Linked DNA regions of Homo sapiens: region 1 is linked to region 2. A link is an interaction called in ENCODE POLR2A ChIA-PET data of the cell type or tissue named here. Cell type or tissue: PC-3. All regions are shown on one strand. Each heading gives the region's core, and the rest is flanking DNA. Links, peaks and the distances in the headings are about the cores only.

Evidence for each region. Peaks named below come from ENCODE experiments on the same cell type or tissue, not always from the same donor. Only the 100,000 strongest peaks of a DNase experiment are listed, where the experiment ranks them.
Region 1: POLR2A ChIA-PET joins it to region 2 with 15 read pairs; 1 of 35 experiments calls an interaction of 5 or more read pairs at or near these places.

Annotation. Positions count from the first base shown.
Region 1 is chr13:94,652,504-94,659,974 of GRCh38, reverse strand. No RefSeq gene overlaps it. Among named protein-coding and RNA genes, the nearest start is that of LINC00391, 52 kb to the left of the region's middle. In PC-3, for the core only: no CTCF peak of the experiment used is centred there; a DNase peak (open chromatin) is centred at 3,024; H3K4me3 peaks cover 582 bases; H3K27ac peaks cover 1,658 bases.
Region 2 is chr13:95,112,297-95,119,767 of GRCh38, reverse strand. It overlaps ABCC4 (ATP binding cassette subfamily C member 4 (PEL blood group)), which reads left to right. Exons shown (of 31, transcript NM_005845.5): 20 at 3,767-3,846. Among named protein-coding and RNA genes, the nearest start is that of SNORD13G, 94 kb to the left of the region's middle. In PC-3, for the core only: no CTCF peak of the experiment used is centred there; DNase peaks (open chromatin) are centred at 2,437 and 3,967; H3K4me3 peaks cover 1,364 bases; H3K27ac peaks cover 4,000 bases.

The DNA.
Region 1 (7,471 bases), core at 1,398-5,397, 460 kb after region 2:
TAGATATGTACTAAATGTGCATCTACAAAAAATAGTGCAAAATAATCCTAAAGCCCTAAATCCTGACCTGCAAGAAGCTTATGTTAGAAAAAAGTAACATCAAAATGAATCCATTGCCAACCTCTGCACTTCAGCCTTGAAAACTTCCAGACCTTTCAGTCCTGTTTTCTTCCACATATTTAGACTATTTCCTTCAAAATCACTTGGATATGACTTCATTTCCTTCCTTTCAGTTTCTGCAATCTCCATCCTGGTCCACAAAATCATCATTTCTTGCTACAAATATCTCTAGGAGCCCTAGTACCTACTTTTATTTATGGATTAATTAATCTTAAACCCAGTGGCAAGAAATTTTTCCCTAACCATGCAACTTTCCTTCTTAGAAATCTGCTCTAGTTCCCAATTACATAATCATGAAACTTAATCTCCTTAGCTTTTAGGATCCCTAAAATGACCAGCCTTTTCAATCAATCAGTTAGTAATGTAATTGTCATTTCCTCTATCTGCTAGCTTTCCTTTCCCACCCTAGTTAGTTAAACCTGTTTGTACTTCCTTGAACCACCACTTGGGATTTTGCACATACTCAGACCTCTCCTGCGTAGGCAGATCAACCCTGAAGCTAACAAATCTTAAGCTTCAGGGCCTTGCTTGCACCAGCTAAGACCTTATGCCTAACTTTGCATTTGTTTTCTTAAGGAGGACCCTTATATAAATTGTATAAGCTTCACTTCCCACAAAATCAAGATCCACTCCAGGCTTTCTCCTTTATTATTTCACCTAGGTGTGGACATCTACTCAGTTCAGAATGTTCTTAGGATATACACACATGCCTGTTCATTCTCTCTCTCTCTCTCTCTCTCTGAACTATGTATTGCACTTGTGTCTGTTATCAGTTTTAGGAGCCTGAGGGTTTTCCTCCCTCCAATTGTGCTATCTTTCCCATTAGATGATATCATAAGCCATTCTAAAGTAGGGACTATTTCTTATTTATATTCTGTAAGAGTACTGAGTACCAGAATATAAGAGCATTGGTTTAATATTTTAACATATTGAACAAACATGTTTACCAACTGCTTCTTGAGGAAGCTTGAAAATGGTTTACTTATAAGTGTCTATTTTAAAAATTATTAGAGGCTAAACCTATAATTTCACAATAGCAAGATCATTCAAATAGAAATCAAAACAAACATTCATAGAACATGTTCATTGCTGTATCTTTAACCCTAGCATGGGCGGGTAATAAATACTTTTTGAGGCCACATGCAGTGGTTTATACCTGTTATTCCAGCGTTTTGGGAGGCTGAGGTGGGAAGATTGCTCGAGCCCAAGAGTTTGAGACATGCCTGGCCAACAAGGTGAAACCCCATCCCCACTAAAAAAAAAATACAAAAATTAGCAGGGCCTGGTGGCAGGCACCTGTAATCCCAGCTACTTGGGAGGCTGAGGCAGGAGAATCGCTTGAACCTGGGAGGTGGAGGTTGCAGTGAGCCCAGATCACACCACTGCACTCCAGCCTGGGCAATAGAGCGAGACTTCATCTTGAAAAACAACCAACCAAACAAACAAACAAATAAACTTTTTGAATAAATTATACATAAGTCAGGACTTGGAGTGAGAACAGAGAGACTTTCTCATTGGTTTATGTAACTGAAAAGCCAGAGGCTTTCACTGGCTCCCGGCACAGCTGGATCCAGAAATCAGTCTCTTCCCCCATTTGGTGCTTCTTTCTTCTGCATTGAATTCACCCTCAGGCAGGTCTACTTCATGCAGTTGCATGATGACCTTCAGCACCTCTAAGCATCCTATTGGTTCAGAAGCCACAGAATAAAAAATCAAAACAAAACTTTCCCAAAATTTCCAACAAAAGTTGCAAAATTGAGTCTCACTGGGCTGACCTTAGGCACAACCTAAGTCATGTGTCCCTGCTGACCTGTGCTTAGAATAGACATGCAACTTTGGGGATGGGGAGGGGAGTGAACCTCATTGAGACTATGGATTGAGAGAGTGGTTAGAGGTGATTCTCTAGAGGGAAATTGAGATGCTGCTTCCAAAAGAAGGGAACAGATGCTGGGTAGGCAAAAATGGCCATACCTGCCTCCTGGCCCTCACGTAGCTTTTGATCTAGTTGGAGAGGAAAAGACAAACGCCTGAAAAACTAAATAACAATATAAATAGATACGTAATAGATATGTAAGTAGTATTGCACAGCAAACAAATGGTGCACTCACATGTGTGAGTAGGAATGAGATCATCCTGAAGAAGTCCTTAAAAACGAATTCTAAAAAGCACCTATATAAAGTATCTTTGTCATTCTAGGCCACTTCCATTTCTTTACAGAAAAAAATGACGAATACTTAAAAAGAAACAAAAATTTCTATAAATTGATGGTTGGGGTATAATTTGGTAGAACCACTGTAGAAAATAGTTGGGGATTACCTCGTAAGGTTGAATATATGTGTCGTCTGTGACCCAGTGGCCCCACCCGTCAGTGTATGTCTTAGAGAATTGCTTTCATAAGTGTACAAGAATATCCAATGTCTTTATCATCAGCACTGAACATAGTCACAAGCCAGAGGTTGCGCCAGACATGCACAGCTGTGTCATTAGCCACTGTGTTCCATGCATTGGCAACAGCATATACAGCATCCTTCACACTAAACTCCTTTTGAAAACCTTCCACACCCACTTCTTTTCACTGCTTCTAGCATGCTATTCAATAAAGTGTTTTTGTATTTACTCCTCATTCACCTAAGCATACCCTGGTTTCATGGCTGAATTAATGCAGTCACATATGGGGGAAAGTACATGGCATAGACATTATTTCTGAGAATTTCAGCTGGAGAATGAGATTATTTGTCAAGGAACAACAAAATCTTGCAGTCACCATCCAGTCCAGCCTCCCTGCGGTGAGCACAAGCTACTGGCAAAAAATGTTTGTGAAACCAAAAAGAAAAAAAAAAAAAAAAGTCCCTGGTGACTCATACCTTTCTGTAAGCATACTAATGGACTGGTAAGAAATTCACTCCTTGAAAACAGCAAGGATGCAAGTATTTTACTATTACAGCAAGTTTACATTTATGCATGCCTGCTGCATTAACACATCCCAGCACATTTGTTCTGTCCTTGGCCTTCTTAATCCTGTAAGGGCTGTCTCATCAGCTGTAGTCAGTGTCTTTCTGGGGCAATAAAATTGAAACAGTGATGTTTCATCAGCATTACAGACTTGTTCAGCATCAGGTTTTCATCAGTGATGACCTTGGCAAACTCATCAATGAATTTCTTATTTTTATTTATTATTGTTTTTTAATTTATTATTTATTTTTATTTATTTCTCACTTTGTCATCCAGGCTGGAGTACAGTGGCATGAATACAGCTCACTGCAGCCTCAGCCCTCTGGGTTCAAGTGATCCTCCCAACACAGCCTTCCAGTTAGCTAAGAAGATGAGTGCCTGCCACCATGCCCAGCTGATTTCTTAAAATTATTTTTTGTAGAGACAGGTTCTTGCCATGTTGCCTAGGCTGGCCTCGAACTCCTAGGCTCAAGCAATCTTCCCACCTTGGCCTCCCAAAGTTCTGGAATTACAGGCATAAACCACAATGCCCAGCCCATGCATCAGGGAATATCTTTGCTGCTTCATCAGCAGCAGATGCTTTATCACCACAAATATTTAAATGTTTAATGCTGTGTCTTTTCTTATATCTGCAACCAGCCTATTGAATATTCACAAATCCCTTCAATTTTCAGTTCATCATGATAGATATTTGCTTGTTTCATGATCAGCATACCAATAAGTGGCATGTGTCCACCATAATGCAGACAGATCCACACTTTCAATACACCATCAAGATCTTCATTTTTAGTTTTAGGCAGTTTCTCTATTTTTCAATTTCTGTTCATCATTTTCAACACAGAACTTCAACAGTTCATCCTTCTGTTTCTTCAGGTCCTATATAGTGGTCACTCCAATATCATACTCTCCTGTAAGATGCTTCTCACTTACACAGCTGTCCAGTTTCTCCAACATCTTGACTGTCTATGCTACAGATAAACATAAATGCTTTTTCTTATCACTGTTACCCAGAGGGATTCTGCAGGCCTTTTTTTTTTTTTAGCACTTTCAACAATATCTTTACACTGTAGAACACAGAATAAGTTAAAAAAACAGGCCAGGCATGGTGGCTCACATCTGTAATCCCTGCACTTTGGGAGGCCAAGGTGGGCGGATCACCTGAGGTCAGGAGTTCAAGACCAGCCTGACCAACATGGAGAAACCCTGTCTCTACTAAAAATAAAAAATTAGCCGGGCATCGTGGTACATGCTTCTAATCCCAGCTACTTGGGAGGCTGAGGCAGGAGAATCACTTGAACCCGGGAGGTGGAGGTTGTGGTGAGCCGAGATTGCGCCATTGCCCTCCAGCCTGGGCAACAAGAGTGAAACTCCACCTCAAAAAAAATAAAACAAAACCAAAAACAGAGTGAGTAACGCACATAGGTCGTGGCCCCAAGTGGGGCATCATGGGGAACCTGCCCATGGAGCATCCACCCTGCACATATACCATTTTATTACCCTTTGTGGGTGTGTTTGCATGGGGGAATTTCAGTGTGTGTTAAAAAGATACATCACAGCTGAAAGAGGGTGGGAGGGTCTTTTTCCTTTGGGGACACTGAGTAAATTCTATGTGTGGCCTTTGTTTTGACTGCAACCTGTCACATGAGGCCCAATGTGGAATTTTTTACTTGTGGTGTCACATTGGCACACAAAAAGTTTTGGATTTAGGAGCATTTGGAATTTTGGGTTTTTGGATTAGGGATGCTCAACTTGTAGTATATTCATACAATGAAATACTGTACAGTGGTGAAAAATGAAAGAACTACAGAGACACACAACAACAAAATGTATCTTGAAAACCTGACTGAAGAAGTCACATCCAGTATAACACCATTTTTACAAAGCTCAAAACCATGAAAAATGAAACAATATGTTGTGTAGGGGTATTGTTGTCTCTATATAAAATATTACACAATAAAAGGTTTTAAGTGCCTTCAGTCATAGCTTCAGGAGTCAAAAAAGGTAAAAATAAAAAAGAAAAAATCCATAAACTCCTATATTTGTGCTTCCTGAAAAATTTGTTTATGGATTATTTTCTTCGAAAGGAAAAAATCCTCTCAGTTTTGTTATCCATTTAATATATTTTTAAAAAGTGATTGTAGAGAATTTTTAATCTATAACAGTAGACAGAGTAGAACAGCAAAGCCCCATGTACTTATCACCTAGCTCTAGCAGATATTAACCCATGGTAGTTCTTCCCCATCTACACCTCCATCGACTATCCCTACCCTGTGTATTAAGTTGAAGCAAATATCCATGCATCATCATTTCATAATGACACTCATCCATACACATTTCAGTATATAGCTCCAAAAGTGACACTCTTAAGAAACCCACAATATCATTCTTACACTTTTTGAAAGCCACAATTCCTGGCTGGGCGCGGTCGCTCATGCCTGTAAACCCAGCACTTTCTCAGGCTGAGGAGAGCAGATCAACTGAGGTCGGGAGTTCAAAACAAGCCCGGCCAACATGGTAAAACCCCTTCTCTACTAAAAATACAAAAGTTAGCCAGGTGTGGTGGCACTCGCCTGTAGTCCCAGCTACTCGGGAGGCCGAGGCAGGAGAATCACTTGAATCCAGGAGGTGGAGATTTCAGTGAGCCAAGATCGAACCGCTGCGTGCCAGTCTGTGTGAGAGAGTAAGACTCTGTCGCAAAAATAAATAAATAAAAAGCCACAATTCCTTAACATCATAAAAAATACCTAGAATTCAAATTTGCAATTATCTCTTTTATGTCAAAAAGTTGTTTTGGTAGGGTTTTTTTGTTTTTAGTTTTTGTTTTTGAGACAGAGTCTCACTCTGTCGCCCAGGCTGGAGGGCAGTGGCACAATCTTGGCTCACTGCCACTCCGCCTCCCGGGTTCAAGCGATTCTCCCGCCTCAGCCTCTGGAGTAGCTGGGACTACAGGCATGCCCCACCACATCTGGCTAATTTTTGTATTTTTAGTAGAGACAGGGTTTCACCATGTTGGCCAGGCCGGTCTCAAACTCCCGACCTCAAGTGATCCACCTGCCTCCGCCTCCCAAAGTGCTGGGATTACAGGCATGAGCCACCGCACCCGGGTGTTTTGGTAGTTTTTTAAAAGCAAGATTCAAATAAGGGACACTTTTTCTTTTTTTTTTTTTTTTTGTTTGGTCTAGTTGATATGTCTGTTGTGTCTTTATTGTTTTATTTTGCTTTTCTGTAGTCATCTTCCATTTCTTTTTTCTTTGCAATTTTTTTTAATTGAACAATCTAAGTTGTTTTGTCCTGTAGAGTTTCTCTTCTTCTGCATTTTGCTGATTGCATCTTCTGATAAGTCTATCCTGTTCCTTTGTCTTCTGTTTTTCTAGGAAATTGAACATTGGATCTAGAGACTTGATCAAGTTCAGGCTGTATTCTTTGACAAGCCCACTTTGTTGGGTGGTTGTATCCTTGTATCAAAAAGCACATGATCTTTGGTTATTTTTGTGATGTTAGCAGGCACTGATGTTGAATGCGTAGATCCATTCATTATTTGGAGTTGCAAAACAGGAATAGTTTCTTGTCCCATCCCTTCTTCATTTATTAGCTGAAATACTTGTATAAAGAGAAATGTCTGCTCATTCACTAGTACAGTTTATGCACGGAAGGCATGATAAATGTTTGATTATTTTTCCCTTTATCAATCTTCAAAATTATGATTTGGTTTCCTTCAGTGACTATCATTTTTGGTATCATTATGAACTAATGTATTTAACATGTTTGATGCATTTCAATTCATTGCAGTAATTATTCTTGTCCTTCATTCTTTTTTTTTTCTGTATTATTTTTTATCCAGTGGAAGCAGTTACTATTTTTACTGATGCTGAAGTTCCCGCATTTTTGGTTATTGGGAGCCTTTTCAAACTGACCCCTAAGTCCATTAGACAAGATCCCAGTAATCTTTGATTATGTCCTTTCTTTCTGGTTTGACAAGATGTTCTGGCATCATCTTATAAATTTCCTGCTCCAAACCTGTGATACATGCAGCTGGCATCCTAGGTGCTAGAGGTGCTCACTGTTATGGGGCTCACCATTGTTTCTTGGTTTTTGCAGTGGACGGCACTAGGAAAGTATACATATTAAAAATAAACTATGTGTAGAGTTCACAGCAATACTTCTAGTTTAAATTCAGAGCTACAGGGTTTTACTCTGTCTTGGCCGTCTTTTATTGGTAAGTTTCTTTTTCCTTGTTAAGAATGGTGGTTCTCAAAACATTTAATATTTAGTTTAAAAAACTTGCTTTAGTAGTTGATCATTTTTACTAATTAATAAATTTAATTGGCGATGTTTCAGTTTTTGTCACAGTTCTAATTAAACTCCCTTAAAAAATTATCATAAACATAGGATTATTTTC
Region 2 (7,471 bases), core at 2,271-6,270:
ATCTTCATATTTAAGTGTACTTTTTTGTTACAAAAAAGAATGGGGCTCACAGTAGACATGGGAACTTACAAGTTTTAAATTGTAGTACGGTTATAAGGGAATTGGGAAGTCTTCGTCATGGGAGACGTATCAGAATTCCGGAGGTGACTTTAACTTCAGATTAGATTCTAGAATCAGTTTGTAAAATAGAGTCATTTATGAATTTGTATTTTGACAAAAAGTTCATTAACACCTTTTATAATATTCTATGTTGTGGAAAAAAGTTAGGAGCAACCTGACTCTGTATGTGATATTATGACTTCAAAGGAGCTTGGTTTCTCTCTCTCTCTCTCTCAGAGGAAAATTTTAGTGTGCTCATAACTTAATATAGACCCTTTTCAGACATTTCGGTTGTTTCCTGCTTCTGATTTACCAAATAATGCCACATTGACCATCTTTGATGCACTTATTAATGCCTTGAGATACTTCTTATAAAATTGAATTTTGGGGTCCGTGGGGATGCACTCAATAGTTGTTTATTGTCCAGCTCCCAAAAATCTACCTGTGCCATCATGCAGGATTGGAGTGATGTGGATTTACATTAAATGTGAGTCCAAAATGTGGTCTGGCTCAAAGAATTTACTGTGATTGTGGGCTTAGTCATGGGATATATCCTGACCCTGAGATATGCAGATAATACCTAGGGTATTTATTTTAATCCTGGCTACCAGGCATTCAGAGAGGCTGGCTACCTGACTATGTGCTGAGGCAATGGCCAACATGGGACCCTGTGTGTTATGAGAGATAATTGAGGTACCCAAGGGATAGGTGCCTGTGAGAAGTCTGGAAAACTTGTGATTAACTTTCTTCAAGTAGTTGAAGAGCTGCCCTGTCAAGAGAAATTCGATTCACTTTGTATGGTTGTAAGGGCAGAATCAGCAGCAACGATTGGATGTTCCCGGAAGGCAAGATTCGGTTTAATGTAAGCAAGCCTTGTCTAACAGAACAGTCCGAAAATAGATTGGGTCTCCTCAGGAAACAGTGACTCCTCTTCTCTCGACATCCCTGGAGATGCTCCAGCAGGGGCCAGATGTCATTTGGATGAAGAGGTGTGGCATGTGCATGGAGGGAATTTATCATAAGTGTTTGATTTGGAGACCTCTGGGAAAATGACTGTGAGACTGTGAACTTGACATCACAGCTCTGATTATGACAGTTTACTGCGAAGCCAGATGAAAATATTCTGGCCGGGTGCTATGGCTCACACCTGTAATCCCAGCACTTTGGGAGGCTGAGGTGGGTGGATCACCTGAGATCAGAAGCTTGAGACCAGCCTGACCAACGTGGTGAAACCCCGTCTCTACTAAAAATACAGAAATTAGCTGGTCATGGTGGCATGTGCCTGTAATCTCAGCTACGCGGGAGGCTGAGGCAGGAGAATCACTTGAACCCAGGAGACAGAGGTTGCAGTGAGCTGAGATCTCCTCCAGCCTGGGCAACAGAGTGAGACTCCATCTCAAAAAAAAAAAAAAATTAAAACTTTTATTCTTTTTGCAAACACCAGTCTTTGAATTGTTTCTTAGAACAAGGAAGTAACTATTGAACCTTCTAATCTTACACTTTCTACACTGAGATCATTGTTGATAAGAGTTTTGATTTCAGCTGATCTTTGACATTCAGTTCAGTTATTGGCGTAGCTGTGTGAGGAGGTGGGCTTTCTCAGTTGTTTTTGTTTTCCTTGTATTTTATGCTGTTTTCCAACCATGGGTCTTTCAGATTTTAAGATGCTCCCAAATGGTCAAGATAAAGGGTTGGTTTTCACATACTAATGATTTATGTAGCCTTTTTATCTTTTTTTCTTCTTTTCTTTTTTGTAGAGATGAGGTCTCGCTATGTTGCTCAGGCTGGTCTTGAACTCTTGAGCTCAAGCAATGCTCCCACCTCTGCCTTCAGAAGTACTGGGATTATAGGTGTGAGCCCCATACCTGGCCTATCTTTTTTTTTTTTTTAATTTGAATATTGCTTTCAACTTTTTAAAAGCTGAACCATACTTGCAATGTTTCTGAATATTGCCTATGTTAACTTTTCCACTTAAGAAATAATTCATATTTTAATAATTATGTCTTAAATTTTTTAACTTATATTTTCCTTTTATTGGTATTGATACACTGAGATGAGAAAAAATAACAAGAAGGACGACAAACAAAATCCATAAGTATCTGTCGGAAAAATACTCATTTAATTTTAATGTTTCTTAAGTATAGCTGATAAAATAATAGCCTGACCTCTTGCCCTGCATAGCATGGTCTGGCAAACAGCAGAAGGGCCCCCGGAAGCTGGTTGGAAATTCAGGCTCCAGCTCCTCCCCAGGGCCACTGCATCAGGACCTGCATTTGAAAAGTTGAGCTTCCTCCCCGGTGGCATGCTGCAGAACCTGTGGGTCATAGTCATCATCGCACCTTTTTGGTTTTGGTTTTCTAGCAGCCATGAAAAAGTACCTGGCGTTGTGCCTGGGCTTTTTTTTTTTTTTTTTAACAGGCATGAGCCCGTTTAATCCCTAGGACAACCCTCTAGAGGAGGTGTTATTAGAGGCTCAGAAAAGTTGTCACTGGGCCTGCCAAAGGTGTCACTGAATGATGCTTTCTGGAGTCTGTGTGTCCGAAGCCTGAGACAAGAAAATTGAGGTGCAGCTCCAACTTGTACACACTGTGCTTCTTGGCCAGCTGGATGCCTCAGGAGAACTGCAGAGGCTGCATTAGCCCCAGCAGCGGGAGGCAGCTCCGTCTACAGCCTCTGACCATTCATGGTCCACTTGCAGCCTGGTATAAAGGCCCCAGGACGAAGTCAATCCTGACAAACCCTAGGAGGCCACACATCTCATCTGTAAGCAGGGCTTCCGGAAGCGTTGATTAGAAAAGAAGTTCAGAGGCCTAGACACACACACTTCTCAGGGGTCACCTGCATCCACGTAGGCTATGTGTGTATAGCTTCCATTTTTTTGAAGGAAATCATTTGAAAGAATAGATATTTATTAGAAACCAGGTTTGATCTGTTTGTGATGCCTTTATGACATACTGTTTTCTTGGATTCTACTTGACGGGAAATAAAGTCGATGCTAAGCAGTGATCTTCAGTCATTAAATAATATTTCTGTTTTCCTGCATAATTTCCTCTTGTGTTCTTAGATAAGACTAAGCCTGTTTTTGTCATACTGTTTGCACATCTGAAAATGACAACTTGTTTGCCAGTAGTAAACTCACAGCCTGGAAAATGATAGGATCCCAAGTTTCCCCAAAAATGTGAGGTACAGTCAAGCAGGCTGGGGAAAAAAAAATACAGAGGTTATCATTATGTTTATATAAAAAATATACCACTTAGCAAAAGAAATTCTGATAAAGCAAAATTAGTGAAATAATTAGGATCAATTTCTGTACGTTCATCTACCTACTTTGCACTTGGATGGAAGTCCTAGATTGGGTCTTAAAAGGAGGGAACATTCTAGAACCCACCAACCCTTCCTGATACTGTCACAAGATTTTTTTCCCTTAATTCTTTTAAAATCAGGGCCACATTTCAACTCCCTGCCCGCTGCCATTTGATGATATTTTTGTTTCTCTTTAGGTATCGTCCTATTTTCTTTTTCTTTACCACTGACATCGGCTTATTTCATATGAATAATATATTAAATACATATGCATTTAAAATATTGTTTTGATTTGTTTGCGAATTGTTTCTCTTAAAGGGTCTATCTGGGGAAATGAGTAATTTTTCATATCCTGTTCTTGCAGGAAGAATTTTAAATCGTTTCTCCAAAGACATTGGACACTTGGATGATTTGCTGCCGCTGACGTTTTTAGATTTCATCCAGGTAACGTTGAGAGTAATGTCAGGATCTCAAATGGAAAACGGAAGTTCCTATTTTTTCAAGCCCTTTTCATGGGGTCTGGGGGTGGGACTCTCGGCCTGGCTGTGTGTAATGTTAACTTAATAAAGGGCCATGTTTGTAAAAGAAAGGTGCGGTTATAACTCAGAGGCTAAGTTGGCATGAGTAATACCTTGTGTGTGGGAGTGGCTATACAGTCGCGTCAGGGTTAGTTTGAAGCAGCTTCGTGCTTGGTAAGTGGCTCTCCGTCTGCCTCTAGGTATCTGGCGTGGATTTTGCTTTACTGTGAACACATTTCATAATACAGAAACAATCACCTCTCACGGAAAGATAGCCTAGATTAACTAAATTATGCATTGTATTACCACAAAGGGCAAATACTTAGGCACTTTTTTTTTTTTTTTGGATAGAACCAGGTGTGGTTACTTACAAAGAAAAGATTAGTAATAATAAGGTGAAAATAATACTTTATTAACAAGGACAATAGAGAGCAGTTATTGCGGATACAAAGCCTTTAAAGGCAAGGATATCTAAGCCAATTTGAGTACAGGATCAAAGTCAACTCAGAAAATGTCTTTTTTGTTTTCACACGTTGATTGCTCTAAGTCTTAAGCTGTCTTTAAAAAAAAAAAACCAACAATCCTACAGAAATACCTTCTGTAAAACTTTTCTTTTGTTTGTGAACTTGAGGCTCTAAAAAATAATATTGGGTCATCTCTCATCTCCTTATTCAGTACTGTTGCTCATGTGGTTTGGTTTTATTTTATTTTTTCCTATTGTTTAATTTTGTCTACTTGTCAGTGGTTCAAGCTGGGGCACTTTTTTTTTCCCAAGTGTTTATTTTGGAAATGCATCTATTAAAAGCTATACATATTCCAAAATCTCAGCTGCTGTTGCTAACACTTTATGAAATTTGAACCTCTGTGACTTTTTCTAAGTGCCAACTTAGAATAGTTGTAATCATTAGCTGAATTTAAAGCCATTAAATAGAAATACTACAGTTGGGGTCTGCAATTTTGGCTTGATCCTGTGATCCCCCTACCCCTGCTTTTTTCTCAATGCTCAGATGCTTTAGATCTCCTCTGGAGCCACAGTTATAAAGGAAGCAAAATTACTTAATTTGGAAAATTAGCTATGTAAGAAAAATCAGTCATAGGCTTGAAATGCTTATAGGAATTCCTGTTTGTCACACAGCAAGGCAGCAAATGAGCATGTGACTGCAAACAGTATAGCCCATGGGCGAAGGCATCCACTGTTTATGGAGGTGAAGTAAGCTGAGACTCACAGGTGGATTATTTTTACTGCAAACAAGGACCTCTGATTTTTTTTTTTCTTTTGCAAACATTTTTAAAATGTGCCCTCCTGGGTTTAGCTATATTATTTATCCCTCAGAAGCCATCACTAAAACAGTTGCCCCGTTTACATAGAATGCAGATTATTGTCTGTACACGTTTTGACAGGGATTGTTAATTACTTCAAGAAGATTTTGTGAAAGTTTCTGTTTCTTTGCAACAGGAAGCTAGGCAAAGGTTGAGTTTCCGAAGCTGGCTGGCCCACTATGTGCTTAGCAGAGTGAGCGGTCGTAATTAGTATCCCTTATGTGCTTTGTCTCACATATGGAGGGAGAGGGATGGATGCTACTTGATGTCAATATAAAACATTTCTTAGAAGCATGAGGAGGGAAAATTCTAGTCTCGTTGTACTTCTATTTAACCAGAGAGACAAGGGCGTTTGTTATTATCCACTCACATAATCTTGGTAAACTTAATGTTGTGGAATCCTACTGGCCCCAATTAGCTGATTTCTTGAATCTACAGCGAAGGTTAAATCCTAATGTTATTGTCTCCAAGAAAGGAGTTTTATCTAAAGGATAACTTAGTTATCAATTATGATAAAGATCTATTGTCACTTGTTTTGTTTGCAGGTGTCTTTAATAAGGCTTCCCATAATCCCTTCAGGAAGAAATATTTTCTCCTTTTAAAAATAGTATTAGCTAAATATAAAAGCTCTGGTCCCTGCCATTGTTGTTGATTCTTTGAGGGACATTTCCCAACATTCATTGTTTAAATGGTTGTCAGGAAGAATCAAGTGAAACGTGGTAAACAATGCAGTAACTGGTTCATCTTACTTTGTGTGCCGAGCCTTTCTCCCGGGGATTTGCATTCGATGAGTGGGCTTTTGACTGAGGTATCGCCAGGATCATTTTAAAGTATTTGGGCCTGTTGCTATATTAGGAAGTGAAAATTTTTATTAAAGCCACCCACCCAAAAAAATGCATTTAACCTGCCCTCAAATAAAGGCCAACAAAAATCTAAATGTAATTTTTTTTTTTTTTTTTTAAGTTGCCTAGGCCTCTCTGTAAGGATGAAAACAGCCCAGTGCTGTTCTGGGACTCTTAATGGAATCATGTAAACTTAAAATAAACACTATTATGGTAAGCACATAGAATGAAAACTAATTTTCCAAATCAAATACATTATATTCAATTCATTTTCCCCAATCAACCAAATGTTTAAAACCTGTTAGTTATAACAGCAATCTTCTGGAAATTAATTAGAAGCCTATTAGCTCTGCTAGCTGAGCCGAATGAAGGGGGTTGCTCGGTACATTTCTAAGTAGTCTCCTGAATTAAAGCAAAGCAAGGTCAAAATGACAGTTAGCTTTGTTCACCTCATGGCTTTGCTTAAAGTCGTTGATCTTTTAGGGGGGAAGGAGGGAGGTGTTTTGTTTTGCAAAGGAAATTTTGTCTACTTTGACTCAGTTCTGTGATACATTTTTAAAATTTATTTCTAGAGCCAGTGGGGTGAGCCATACAGGAAGCCTGATGTTATCTGTGTGGATAGTAGCCTTCTCCATTGCATGGGCATCTGAAATGGAGTTGAATTTTAGGCCTCGTCTACCGCATCAATTCTTCTACAGGGTTTATTTAGCCCCTTTCAAAATTCAGATAGTAGGAAATTTCCTGGATGACTTTGTGTTTAACATCCTTAGCAAAACATGCTTCGGACACTGGGGCCCTGGGTTTTGTGGCTGTCATCAGGTTCTATGGGTAATAAACATGCTGCTGACATCACGGGCCCTGGGTTTTGATGGCTCTCGTTAGGTTCAATAGGTAATAATCACAGTGACTAGCAGTTCCTCCTAAGCCCAGAGAAACTCACAGAAAGTGAGGCCTTCTCAACCCAGCAGCTGAGATTGACTGAAACAATTGAGTTTAAAAAAACTGGAAATTTCTTTGTCAAGATGTTACCCTTGGTGTTATCTAGCTGACTGATCGACAGGGGAACTACGTATCATCAGAACCAACTACGGATGGTATTCTTGAGCCAGAAAGAACTTTGGCAGGATGTATAGTAACAAATAGAATGAAGATTAAAATCCACAGAAAAGTTAGGTATCTTCATAAAAAGGGAGTTGAAATTCTACACTTACCAGAACATTCAGACTAAGACTGTCGAGTTGTTATTCTTACTAAAGCTGAGATTTAAAATCAAATAGCTATAGAAATAAATAATGTAGTTGCATTTATCCATGTGACTTTCTTTTTTTTTTTTTTGAGATGGTCTCACTCTGTTACCCAGGCTGGAGTGCAATGGTGCGATCTCAGCTC